2 separate regions of the Homo sapiens genome follow, and region 1 is linked to region 2. A link is a contact called in ENCODE Hi-C data. All regions are on one chromosome and are shown on one strand. The core of a region is the stretch at or near the end of the contact, and the rest is flanking DNA. Distances in the headings are between cores, read along the strand shown.

Region 1 (6,581 bases), core at 2,718-5,217, 420 kb after region 2:
CTTATGCCTGTAATCCCAGCACTTTGGGAGGCTGAGGAGGGAGGATAGCTTGAGCCCAGGAGGTGGAGACCAGCCTGGGTAACATGGTGAGACTCCCATCTCTACAAAAAATAAGAAAGTTAACCAGACATGGTAGCACATGCCTGGTAGTCCCAGCTACTCAGGAGGTTGAGGCAGAGGAACATTTAAGCTCAGGATTTGGAGGTTGAAATGAGCAATGTCTGTGCCACTGTACTCCAGCCAGGGTGACAGAGTGACGCCCTGTATCAAAAAAACAAAAACAAAAACAAAACAAAAAAACAAGCCATACAAGAGTTTGCAAATATCTAGGAATATCTAGGCAGGAAAATAATCACTTTCACCCCAGGTTTTACAGGAAAGATGTTTAGATCCTTGAATTTTAAACTTGCCTGAATTTTTATTTGTGGTTGAAGGTAGAAGCAAAATATTCTAGAAAATGTAAGGATCTAGGAAATTTACCAACTACTTGCTCTTTGTGGGAACAAAAATTGTTTTGGAAGACATTGTCTGATTGACCTAGAGCTAAATCAATATTATGAACTCATAAATGTCAGTGCTCTGGCTGGGCACAGTGGCTCACGCCTGCAATCCCAGCACTTTGGGAGGCCGAGGCAGGTGGATCATGAGGTGAGGAGATCGAGACCATCCTGGCTAACACGGTGAAACCCCGTCTCTACTAAAAAATACTAAAAATTAGCTGAGTGTGGTGGCACACACCTGTAGTCCCAGCTACTGGGGAGGCTGAGGCAGGAGAATCGCTTGAACCTGGGAGGTGGAGGTTGCAGTGAGCTGAGATAGGGCCACTGCACACCAGCCTGGGCAACAGAGTGAGACTCCATCTCAAAAAAAAAAAAAAATCAGTGTTCTGACACCCTTTGTATAAAAAATGACCCCTAGCCAGGCACAGTGGCTCATTCCTGTAATCTCAGAGCTTTGGGAGGCCGAAGTGAGAGGATTGCTTGAGGCCAGGAGTTACAGATCAGCTGGGGAAACATAGCAAGACCCCTGTCACTCCAAAAAAATAAAAATTAGCTCAGCATGATGGTGTGTGCCTGTAGTCCCAGCTACTTGGGAGGCTGAGGTAGGAGGATTGCTTCAGCCTAGGACTTTGAGGCCGTAGTGAGCTATGATCACACTACTGCACTCCAGCCTGGGCAACACAGGGAGACCCTGTCTCAAGAAAAAAATGATCCTGGAACTTCTGCCTCATCCTTCATCCAGGCTGCTGACCTGGGGGCCCATCTCAGCTCTGCAGAAGGCCCACTGATATGGTTTGGCTCTGTGTCTCCACCCAAATCTCACCTTGAATTGTAGTAATCCCCATGTGTCAAGGGCAAGACCAGGTGGAGATAATTGAATCACGGAGGCAGTTTTCCTGATGCTGGTCTTGTGATAGTGAGTGAGTTCCCATGAGAGCTGATGGTTTTATAAGGGACTTCCCCCTTTGCTCAGCATCCATTCTCTCTCCTGCCACCCTGTGAAGAGGTGCCTTTGACTATGATTGTTAAGTTTCATTTTTATATACAAAGCATGTCAGAGCACTGACTTTTATGAGTTCATAATATTGATTTAGCTCTAGGTCAGTTAGACAATGTCTTCCAAAACCATTTTTTCCCACAAAGAGCAAGTAGTTGGTAAATTTCCTAGATCCTTACATTTTCTATAATATTTTGCTTCTACCTTCAAACATGAATAAAAACTTAGCCAAGTTTAAAATCTGTGGATCTAAACATCTTAGGCCTCCCTAGCCATGCGGGACTATGAGTCAATTAAACTTCTTTTCTTTATAAATTACCCAGTCTCAGGTATGTCCTTATAGCAGCATGAGAACAGACTAATATACCCACCCTGCTCTTTCATACCCCTGGGCAGCCCATCTGGCTCTCTACTGCATATCCTTGCTACCTGGGAACCCAGGACAGCTCCGGAGAGCCAAATCTCAGGGTGTCTCCCTGTCTGACTGATACTCTGCAGCGAGATTCATGTGACTGCACCCCAAGATGGTGCTGGGGAAACATGAGAGGCAAAACTCAGAAGTAGAGTCGTAGATGGCAAATGTAGTCTGGGGTCTCCTTTGCACTCTGTAATACCTTCATTTATCCATATATCTGCCTCCTGTAACACCTTCATTCATCTGTATAGCTGCCCTTCTCAGGCTGGAGAGGGGAAAATTGGCACATCTATATTAGAGGGTGAGATTTCCCCTTTCCTCTTTCCATCTGTATGTCTCTTAAATAAAAACCTGCAATCTAAATGATAAAAATAGTTGGCTTGGGTTGTGTTAGGGTAGGGGAGATTATGAGATTTAGACAAACCTTTCTTCAGAACATGCCTCGGGTTGCAAGGTACTGTCTGATGCAGAATCCCATTTTTGAATTTCAAAAGCTGAATTTTACTTCAGTGTCCTTTATGCTTTATTTCGCTAATAAACTCCCTTCAGACTGATAGAGTTTATTACAGGCTGATTAGGGCTGACTAGAGTATGAGGGTAGTTTACAGAGAAAAGCAACATGTTACTATGTTACCCTTAGATTAGATGACCCTAATATTTAAACATTTTATCTAATATGTATGTTATATGTAAATATACAAAATTTAACAAGTTGTAAATGATGATTATTTCTATTATACAGTAATAGTAGTATACTAAGCATTTTTTCTTTATATTAGCCTGAAATGTTATTTTTCCAAGCTCACTATAATGCATATACATTGCTTCTATAATAAAAGCACGGTAAGTATTGCTTACAAATGTTGTAAAAGCAAGAAGTATAGGGACTTACAAATGCCAAAGCAGATAATACATAACAAAATTCAAAATGGCAGTAACGGCTGGGCGTGGTGGCTAACGCCTGTAATCCCAGCACTTTGGGAGGCCAAGGTAGGAGGATCGCTTGAACTCAGGAGTTTGAGACCAGCCTGAGCAACATGGTGGAATCCCATCTCTACAAAAAGTACTAAAATTAGTCAGGTGTGGTGGTGCATGCCTATAGTCCTAGCTACTGGGGAGGCTGAGGTGGGAGGACCACTTGAGCCCAGGAGGCCAAAGCTGGAGTGAGCTGAGATCATGCCACTTCACCCCAGCCAGGGCAACGGAGGCAGACCCTGTCTCAAAAAAAAAAAAAAATGGCAGTAATAACTTGTAGGACAGAATTGTGAGACATAATATATTAACGACTTTATATACATAAGAGTCAAAATATAATTTTCCTTTAAAAACCCTTATGTTGGGAGGCTGAGTCAGGTGGATTGCCTGAGCTCAGGAGTATGAGACCACCCTGGGAAACATGGAAAAACCGTGTCTCTACTAAAATACAAAAAATTTAGCCAGACATGGTGGTGCAAGCCTGTAGTCCCAGCTACTCGGGAGGCTGAGGTAGGAGAATTGCTTGAACCTGGGAGGCGGATGTTGCAGTGAGCCGAGGTGGCGCCACTGCACTCCAGCCTGGGAGACAGCAAGACTCCATCTCAAAAACAAAATAGAACAAAACAAACAAACAAAAAAACAAAAACCCATATGTGTTTTTAACTTTTAAGTAGTCAGAATGTTCAGATGGAAAAATCCACTCACTTGTTCATATGTTGCTATGGCTGGTCAGGGGACTTATACAAACACGTGAAATAATGCAGGTGGCATATTTGATGTAAATGGTCATTGTTTTGTCTATAGGTACAGTCTTTCTTTAAGTTGATTTCGTTGTCTGTTTGTTTCTTCTTTTTATCGAGGGCTAATTCTGGAAGGAAAAATCTAGAATTCTGTTCCAAAGCCTGCCTTTTATCACTGTTTCTGTCTCTCTTCAAAGGAGAAGAATGGAAGGGCGTTACAAAACAGGAACCATAGCTTGTTGGGGAAGATGAATTACCAAGTGATGAATCAAACCAGGGCCACCGATGGTGCCCTAAATCATAAGAGTGGGCTGTCAAAGGAAACCCCATAGGAGATTTAGGACTTGGCACCACCTATCCATCTCATCCAGGATGCATTTAGCGACTCACGTGCTCATGTGTCAAGTGATATTTGGGGCCATGGACCTCTTGGGGCTCTTATCAAAAGCTTCTGTGACTAATTAGAAAGGAATTAGTCCCCCTGCCTTTCTCTGGAGCTGTGTGAATACTGTGAGATGCTAGAAGTGAATGTCTACATTCATGTCATTCCAACTCCATCCCAGCTGTTTAGAATAAGAGCCGGCTCTCTGTGGACTTCTCCATCTTTCTCTTGGAACTAACTAAAAGTCAGTTGAGCAGTACATCAACAGTTCTGTTCTTAAAAACTTCTGGATTATGAAAATAAGAATGACATTCCACGTCGGGGAGAGTGCCAAGGTGTCATTGACTATCCCATCTCGCTAAATTCCCGTATGGAAAGACCAGATCACCAAGCTGGTTCCTTCTTCCTGTTTTCAAGGATTGCCCCCTGAGCACTGGTGCCTAGGAAAAACCCAGCTCCCTTGACATGTTTTAGGATGGAATTTTCTAGAATCACCCATTTTTCTTTCTGACACTTCCACTGTCTCGGTTTGGTATCTCTCTTCGACTGAAGCTGGCTTTCTGCCACAGCTCTTGTTTAGTTCTCTCCTGATTTCAGGACGTTCTGTTAACTCTCTTCTTCAGCCAATTCCCAAGTGTCATCCATCAACAGTTTGAGCTTAGGCAGACACGTGAAGCTAGCACCCAGCAAAGTGGTTTGGAAAGTGATGATGTTAGGCAGAGTGTGGGTTATTTTCAAAACAAACCAGCTGAATTCAGTCAAGCAACCAAGCAGTTTGTAACTGGTTGGTTGTGATCCAAGTGTTGGAAGAGTCTATGTCTTTCAAAGCCATCTGTGTATATAGACACAGCGTTACTTTCCATAAACTGACATCCTTATCATCATTCCTCTTAATCGACACATTAATACTTCTTACCCTTTAGGTTTTTTTTTTCATGGTTGATGGTATATTTCATTAGGGAACGAATTTATTCTAATTAATTTGAGGCACAACATTCGTCTGTTAAACCTGATTTCATCTATAAAAAGAGGTTCTTTGAGCATGATAGAATTTTACAAGCACAAGCAATTTCAGTTGCAATGTCCTTCTAAGTCTGGGAACTGGAAATATAATTTGCAGTGAGCTCCATCTTCTTCAATTCATCCTCCTCCTTTTCTTCCTCCTCTCTCTTTCATTTTCCTTCAGGATCTCAGCACATCACATTGTTAATCTAGATTCCAGAGGCTAAACATTGCTAGGAATGGGGAAAGAACATAAATCACCTCTTTCCCCCACTTTTTCTGCTCTAATTTTAAATATGTGAATCATAATCCTAGGAAAATATGCTGGGTAAAGAAAGGAAATATATAGGGAAAGAGGGGGGAAACACATACCTGGTCAGATTTCCAGCCAGCTTCTGCAAGGCAGCCACCAGACAGGCTAATAACCTAAGACAACGTCTGACAGGTTGATATTTCGACCTTGGTTTCCTGAAAAATATTTTTGGGCCCAGAATATTGCAGTGCCTACCTGCCATGTGAAATTCTAAAAGCAGACTCAGAGAAGGCAAAGAAGAGTGACTAGAAAAAGGACAGCTTCTGATTTTGTCAATCTATTTTGCAGCTCATACAAGTTGTAGATTTAAATAATCTATGACAAGACTTCACGGGCTCAGTTTGCAGAGAACAATTTGCTAGCTGGATTTATCACTAGATTCAATTTAATTTTTTTTTTTGTAGAGACAGGGTCTTGCTATGTTGCCCAGGCTGGTCTCAAATTCCTGGCCTCAAGCAATTCTCCTGCCTCAGCCTCCAAAGGTGCTGGAATTATAGGTGTGAACCACTGCACCTAGCCTCTATGTTCAATTTTAGTGACTTGTCATAGTAGACCTTAATTTCTTACTTTTATTTATCTGCTTATGACTTGCCTGGGCCCTTTATGTTCTTGAGACCCCTCAACAGAGCTGTCCTCTGTCTGTTCTAATACAACAGTCCCCAACCTTTTTGGCACCAGGGACTAGTTTGGTGGAAAACAATTTTTCCACAGACAGCGGAGGTGGGGGGGATGGTTTCAGGATGATTCAAGGGCATTATATTTATTGTGCACTTTATTTCTATTATTATCACATTGTAATATATAACAAAATAATTATACAATTTGCTGTCATGTAGAATCAGTGGGAGCCCTGAACTTGTTTTCCTGCAAGTAGATGGTCCCATCTGGAAGTGATGGGAGACAGTGCCAGATCATCAGGCATTAGATTCTCATAAGGAGCTCGCAACCTAGTTCCCGGGCATGCACAGTTCACAACAGGGCTCCTGCTCCTATGAGAATCTAATGCCACCACTGATCTGACAGGAGGCAGAGCTCAGGTGGGGATGCGAGTCATGGGGAGCGGCTGTGTGTACAGATGAAGCTTTGCTCGCCTGCCTGTGGCTCACCTCCTGCTGTGCAGCCTGGTTGCTAACAGGCCACAGACCGGTACCAGTACTGGTGCCGGTCTGTGATTCAAGGGTTGGGGACCCCTGCTCTAATGGGCTTGCTTCTGAGGCCACAACCTGATCAGAGAAGACAGTTATACCTCTGGCTTTC
Region 2 (6,243 bases), core at 1,648-4,147:
GTGAGATTTAAGCTGTCATTAACAAAGCTTGCATCTGAGCATGTGAAACAATACCATAATAACGCAAAAAAAAAAATGGAAAGGGAAAAGTTTCCTTCAGGAACCTCAAACCATCACATCAGGTGCATGAAACACTATAAGCCAACTATAAACCGTATCTTGGTTTTGTGCTTAAGAAAGGTGGACCAACTCTGCAGAATCTCAAAGCCTTCTGTGTGTGTGTGCATGGTGTGTGGGGGGTGGGGACAGGGAGGTGGGGGAGGAAATTAGGCGGTTAAATTTATAGAGGCCAATGACCAATACCACACCAAAGGAGACAGGTCCAGGCAAAGACAGTTTCCCCCCAACCCTGGACAGTCTCCCCCTCCCTCCCTTTTCCCTTTCCCCCTACCCTAGGAGCCAGTTGGCTGGAAGGAAAATGTGCATTTGAAAATCAACGCTGCAGGTGCCCAAGGAATAAAGAAAGACACACACATAGACACACACAAAGCCAATCACTTAGAAAGAAAAAAAAGAAAACACAAAAAAGGAAAGGGAGAGGGACAATTGGTGACAAGCCCTTCAGATAGCAGCTAGGATTTTATTCTTCCCTCCCACCAGTCTTCCCTGGTGTACCTTTTTCTGTCCTTTAACTAAATTGCTCATGTACACACACACATGTGCCTATGTATGTGTATAGATAATATTATAATTAACCCTTTCTGTAACAGAACCCCATACAGAATACAGAGAGCTATTCCACCCTTCCCTCTTCTCTCCCCTCCTCCCTCCTTTCTCCCAACCAGGAGAAAACGCCCCCTTCCCCAGCTTCACCAAAAAAAAAAAAAAAAAAAGAATATGGGGGGGTAATGGGGGGAGGCGCAAAGAAATCACAAAACCCCATCAGTCTCCAGTCCCGAGGACACCCGGGAAAGGTATATACTACACAGACACACACACACACACACACACACACACACACACGAACATATGACTCTGTAGAAAGCACACAGAACCGTCCACAGGCGCCCCAAACCCAGCAAAGAGACTTCCACCAGCCAAGAAGCCATGATTGGGGAGGGAGAGGAGGAAGGAGTGGGGGCAGAGCTCTCTGTGGAGAGGGGGCGCATTGTTGTGATGCCCGAACCCCTTTCTTTCTGCCCATCTGCTGTGGAGGGGGTGCAGGGAGGGGGCGCAGGGGAAAGGCGAGCGAGGAAACGAGACCAGGCACGGCTTTGCGACTCCCTCCTGCTGCCTGTCTGCCCGCGCCCCCAGCTCCCCCCACCAACAATAAGACCTCAGCCTAGACAGACAGACAGACAGACAGACAGACAGACAGCCCGGAGCGCGGCGAGGGAGGCAGGAGAGCCGGGCGCAGCCGAGTGGGGTCGTGCATAAAGGGAACCCGGGGGAAGGGGGGTCCCCCTTACCTCCAGCGCTTCAAAAGTGACAAAGCTGGTCATGGCAAATCCATCAATGATGTCCTCTTCTGCCGAGGTGGACTCTCTCCGCTTCCTCCGCGGGGGTCTGGGCCGGGACGGGGCGGAGGACGGGGGCTTCCCATTGTCTTCCTTGTCGGAGCCCGACGACGAGGCGAGTGAGAGCGCCCGGGTCCGGCCAGCCCCGCCGCCGCCGGCCGCGCCGGCCCCCAGCCCGCCCCGGGAGCGCCTCTCCCGGTCTCGCTGCGACCGCGACCGCCGCTTTTTGCGGAGTCCATGGCCCCGCGTCGGGCCATCCATGGTTCTGCTGCGCCGGGGTCTCCCCGCTTGCCCGCCACAGGCTACGGCCGCAGCCACACAAAAAAAAATTGACACCGAGCCCTCCCTCCCCCTTCACGGCTTCCCTCCGCCCCGAGGAGGGCGCGGGGGAGACGGCGGCCGAAAGAAGGGAGAGAGGGGAAGAAAGAGAGGAGAAAGAAAAGGGGGAAGGGGCGGAGAGAGGGGAGGAGGGACGGGGAGCGAGGGCGAGAGGCGAGGAGCCCAAGTGTGGGGCTCCCCACAGCACCGAGGGTCGGAGATGCCTGGGAGCAGCGCCGAGCAAAGTAATGGCTGAACACACAGGTCTCCTTTAGAGGAAAAAAAAATAACTCACCAAGCAAGCAATAAATCAGAATAGCGGAATGCTTTGATCAAGAGACTGGGAGGCTCCGGGGAGCCCTCCCCGCGGCCATTCTCCGCCGCGCCCCCCGCCCCCCGAAAACGCCCGCGCCCCCCTCAACTCGATCCAAAATCGGGTCCGAAAAAGGTCGCGGGAAAAGTGGGGGCAATGAACTTCACCCGCCCCTCGCGCAGGAAAACACCCCCGCCGCCTCTCACACACGCCTCGGAGAAAACTCACTCCCAGGCTCCCAAATTTTTAAGAAATGCAGCCAGGGGAGGCCGGGGCTCCGGAGCGACCCAAGAGGGGCGAGACCCCCCAGAGAGGGGAGCATAATAATGCAATCATTAGCGGAAGAGAGGGCGAAACTGCGAGCGGCGGAGGAGAAGGGAGGCGGAGGAAGGGAAGGAGGATGCTGCTGGAGCAGTTGTGGGGTTTGCTTTTCGGTCTTCGAGGGGGGAGGAGAGGGAGATGAAAGAAGAGAAGAAGCAAACCCTGTCGCTGCCACCCGCCCCCCTCCTCACAAAAATATTTTTTCCAGTCCCAGAGAAGAGGTCACCCTTCCTCAAAAAAGGGAGGGGGTGAGTCAGTCAGTCGATGAGGAAAGCAGAAAGAAATCTCCAGCGGGAGAGACACCGGTGTGCCGCCGCCGCCGCCGCCGCTTCTCTCGCCGCCCCGCCTGAGGGAGAAGCGCAGCCGGGAACGCTGCTCTCGCCGCCGCCGCTAACGCTGCTGCTGCTGCCGCCGCCGCCGCCGAGAAAGCCCCGAGCCGGAGGGTGCACGGCGTGTCCCCGGGCGGCTGCAGCGGGAGCCCGGGCACTGCCCCATCCTCCGCCCGCCCGCCTGCCTCGCGCAGCTCCCGCTCCTCCCCCTCCGCGGCCAGCCCACCGCCGCCGCCGCCGCCGCCGCCCGCCTCAGCCCAACCCCGCGCCCGCCCGCTCGCTCGCTCGCTCGCTCGCTCGTTCGTGCTTTCGCTCGCTCGCTCGAGTGCGCGCGCTCCCGCGCACCCGCCCTCCCCGCGCCTCTCTCGGCGCGCGCTCCCGCCCCCGCGGCCCCGGCCGGCGGGATCACGTGGACGGCTGGGCTCCCTCCTCCCCCGCCCCCTCCCCAGTTGTAGAGTGTGTAGAAAGCAAAAGGCTGGGGGCTGGCCGCGCTCGCGAGCCCAGGGCATGCGCGCTGGGGCGGCCGGGCCTGCGCACTGGGGGCGGTGGGGAGCTGTGAGGGGGGCGGGGGCGGGGGCGTGGAGGGGGCGCCCGCGTGGGGTCGGCCGCGGCCGGGCAGAGTTGGCGCGCCAGGGCGTGGAAGCCGCCGGAGGATCCCGCCTGTCGCAGCGGGGACGCGTGTGGGCCCCTGCTCCCAGGCCACTTCGCGCGCGCGCCCCCCACATCCTCCTCGGGACACTTGTCCCTGGATCCTCTACCCCTGGCCGGCCCGAGGCCGCCTTCTCGGGAAGCCCCACCAGCCCCCAAGGGTGTTTTCCCTTGGCTACCTGCGCTGCGAGGAGAGAAGGGAATTCAGAGAAGGGGTACAAGGGGGGCGTCCCTGGGAGGGGGCGCGACTGGAGGAGACAGAACGGGGAGCGGGTGCCAAAGCGCGGGCCTTTGCTCCGCCTGGGCGCAGTGGGAGCACCAACTGGCAGAGTTGGAAACTTTTCCTCCACGTGGCACCACAGTGCGTGGACGAGCGACCCCGCGCCCGGATGACCCCTGGGATTCCCGCCTCGTCTTCCAGCGGGGGACCTAGGGACGCACGGGCGGCTTCAGATCCGGGAGCGCGAGGCCTAACAGCCGGGGGCCGAACTTGAACCTCGGAGGCGGCCGCGGGCGAGGGGCGGGGCCGAAGGGGCCGGGACCGCCGCCCCAGCTCGAGGACCCGTTAGACCGGCAAACCGCAGTCCCTGCCCCGCGGGCTTCCTTTACTTTTTGGGAGTGGGGGGCGGTTTCCCTGCTTTTTCCACCACAGCCCCTCCTCCCGCCGCAATGTGGCTGATGCTCATAAAAAGTTGTATTAAAGAGCTGACTGCAGCCGAGAATCGATCAACAAAAGCGACCAGCCTCTCTGGGTAAAATAGCTGTGCGTTTTTCAGGGCACTGGAATTGATCTATACGGATCAGAAAGACCGACAGCCCGCTCTCAGCAGCCTCTTGGATACGCTTCACTTTCTGTCCAGGCACATAAACACCACGGCACCAACCCTTCGTCCTCCCTAGTAGCCCATACTTGTGGAGGAAGAAAAGGAAAATAAACTGGCATGTATTAATTACAATGGGCCAGGCACCGTGCTAGAGCGCTGTGTATATGATTTCACCTCTTTAGAATACAAATGTGCACATTTTATTAGTATTACTGGAAGGAGGGTGGTAGAGAAAACAGTAAGGACGTGTTTTCTCTCACAATCTGACACATCTATGATTGAGTGATTGATTGTTTTTCATTTAACAATTATTAGGCCTTACCAGGCTTAGCAGGCACAGTTGTAGGTGCTGGGAATACAGCGTTGTACAAAACAGAAAAGATACTGCTTCTTGACGTTCTAGCAGGCAAGCCTCTCTCGTCTTATAATTCCTAATAACAATTTAATAGCTTGTCTTTCTCTTGTTTTAGGTCACACTCCTTCAGCTTCCCCGTTTCTGAATCCCAGGTCTGGATCTTTATGAAATCAGATGGAGAGATGGGGTTGGGGGGACGGGGGGGTCAAGTTGCCAGGAACAGAAAGGAACATCCACCCGACTGTGACAGATGAGCTTTATGCCAGTCCAGGAAACAAAACATTTGACCTTAGGCAAGACTTTTTTAAATGACTAGTTTTTTCATCTGTAAATCAAAGAGGTTCAATTAAATGTTCAAAATGTTCCTTTTCAGGTCTATCCACGGCCTTCTCAACAGATGACTTCAAGTTGATTTCGTGCTTTATTTCTTAAGAATAGTGACTAACCTAAGGGATCTGATTCAATTTATTAGGAACACAGTGCCACCTTCCAAAATTACTTACCTAAGAGGACTGAGCCTGCTGTCCCTGGAGCAGTTAGCTAAAACAGTGCCTCAGTACGGAGCGTACCTGTGTTAACTTCTAGAGTGCTGTTTCCGGCAGCTGCTGAAATCCACGCTGAGGTTATCAAGCTCATCCTACAAAATAAAGCAAGTTCTTCGCAATTTAAAGCAAAAATCTGGGCTTATTTTTAGGGTTTTGGGGGATGTGAAAGTTGTCTTAGATAAGATTCCAGGAAAGCTAAGAACTAACGATGCAATTACAGTCACCTTTCAACAACTTTGGGGATTGGGTTGAGGAAGGTGTGAAATTGGGAAATATAATAAAAGGTATTATATTAGTGACTTTCTAGAGTAGCCCTTGGCAGTCCTGTCTTTAAAGAGTAATAACTGGAAAAAAAAATGAATGATAATACACTGCATCCAAGAACCTTGCCTCTGGTGAGGGTAATTTGCAAACGCATTTTGGGATAATGTTCAGCATTCAATATAATCTTCCCTGGAATTAGCAATGCCTTTTGGGTCAGAGTTTCTTAGGTTTCTTCAGTCATACAATTAAAATTGTTTCTGGATTATATTGCCCATATTTGTTTCTAATTCTCCATTTTGCCTGTGTTTTAACTGCTAGCGATTAATAACTGCCATATAATAAGCTAAGCATTTATTATGTTTCAGGCACTGTTCTAACTGCATTAAAATAATATCTCATTTAATTCTCATAAATTTTGAGAAAAGTTTTATTATTCCTATTTTACAGTTGAGTAAACTGAGGCTTAAAGTTAAGCATATTGTCCAAGGTGCCTCCACTCCTTAGTCATAAGCTAAATTTGATCTGAGTGACTCCAAAACCTGTTCTCTTAATGGTTATGCTGAAATGCCCTTCTTAGAATGATTCCTCAGGAAGTCAAATGCTAGGTATATAGTACAACCACTTTGGAAAACTGGCAATATCTGTTAAAGTTAAACATATGAAAACCCTATGGCCCAGCAGTTCCACGCTTAGGAATATACCAATGTCCCATGTGTGCCAAAAGACTATTAAATCACTCAGAGCAACCCTATTCATAAATAACCCCCAACCAGGAAACAACCCAAATGGTCATAAACAGTAAAATAGATAAATAATTGGTGGTATATTCATACAACAGAGTACATTCTACCACACTAAGAATGAACAAT

Evidence for each region. Hi-C counts contacts between places; a loop is a spot of excess contacts on that map. Pooled maps may share reads with other maps.
Region 1: a loop to region 2 is called in a map of sigmoid colon, with 12 times the contacts of the local background. The contact joins the enhancer-like site here to the promoter of AUTS2 in region 2. A Hi-C loop is called at or near these places in 2 of 168 maps with a recorded cell type or tissue (chondrocyte and sigmoid colon) and 4 of 50 pooled maps.

What each region holds. Positions count from the first base shown.
Region 1 is chr7:69,175,742-69,182,322 of GRCh38, reverse strand. No RefSeq gene overlaps it. Among named protein-coding and RNA genes, the nearest start is that of CT66, 420 kb to the left of the region's middle. Within about 2 kb of position 3,967, at least 2 of the 41 ENCODE cell types and tissues checked have a DNase peak (open chromatin) inside an H3K27ac peak, as active enhancers do.
Region 2 is chr7:69,595,129-69,601,371 of GRCh38, reverse strand. It overlaps AUTS2 (activator of transcription and developmental regulator AUTS2), which reads right to left and starts at 2,897. Exons shown (of 19, transcript NM_015570.4): 1 at 1,410-2,897. The coding sequence starts at 1,718. It overlaps CT66 (cancer/testis associated transcript 66), which reads left to right and starts at 3,748. Exons shown (of 3, transcript NR_148927.1): 1 at 3,748-4,325; 2 at 4,681-4,717; 3 at 4,939-6,243. RefSeq lists silencers at 1,584-1,653, 2,818-2,897, 2,918-3,337 and enhancers at 2,418-2,467, 3,648-3,727.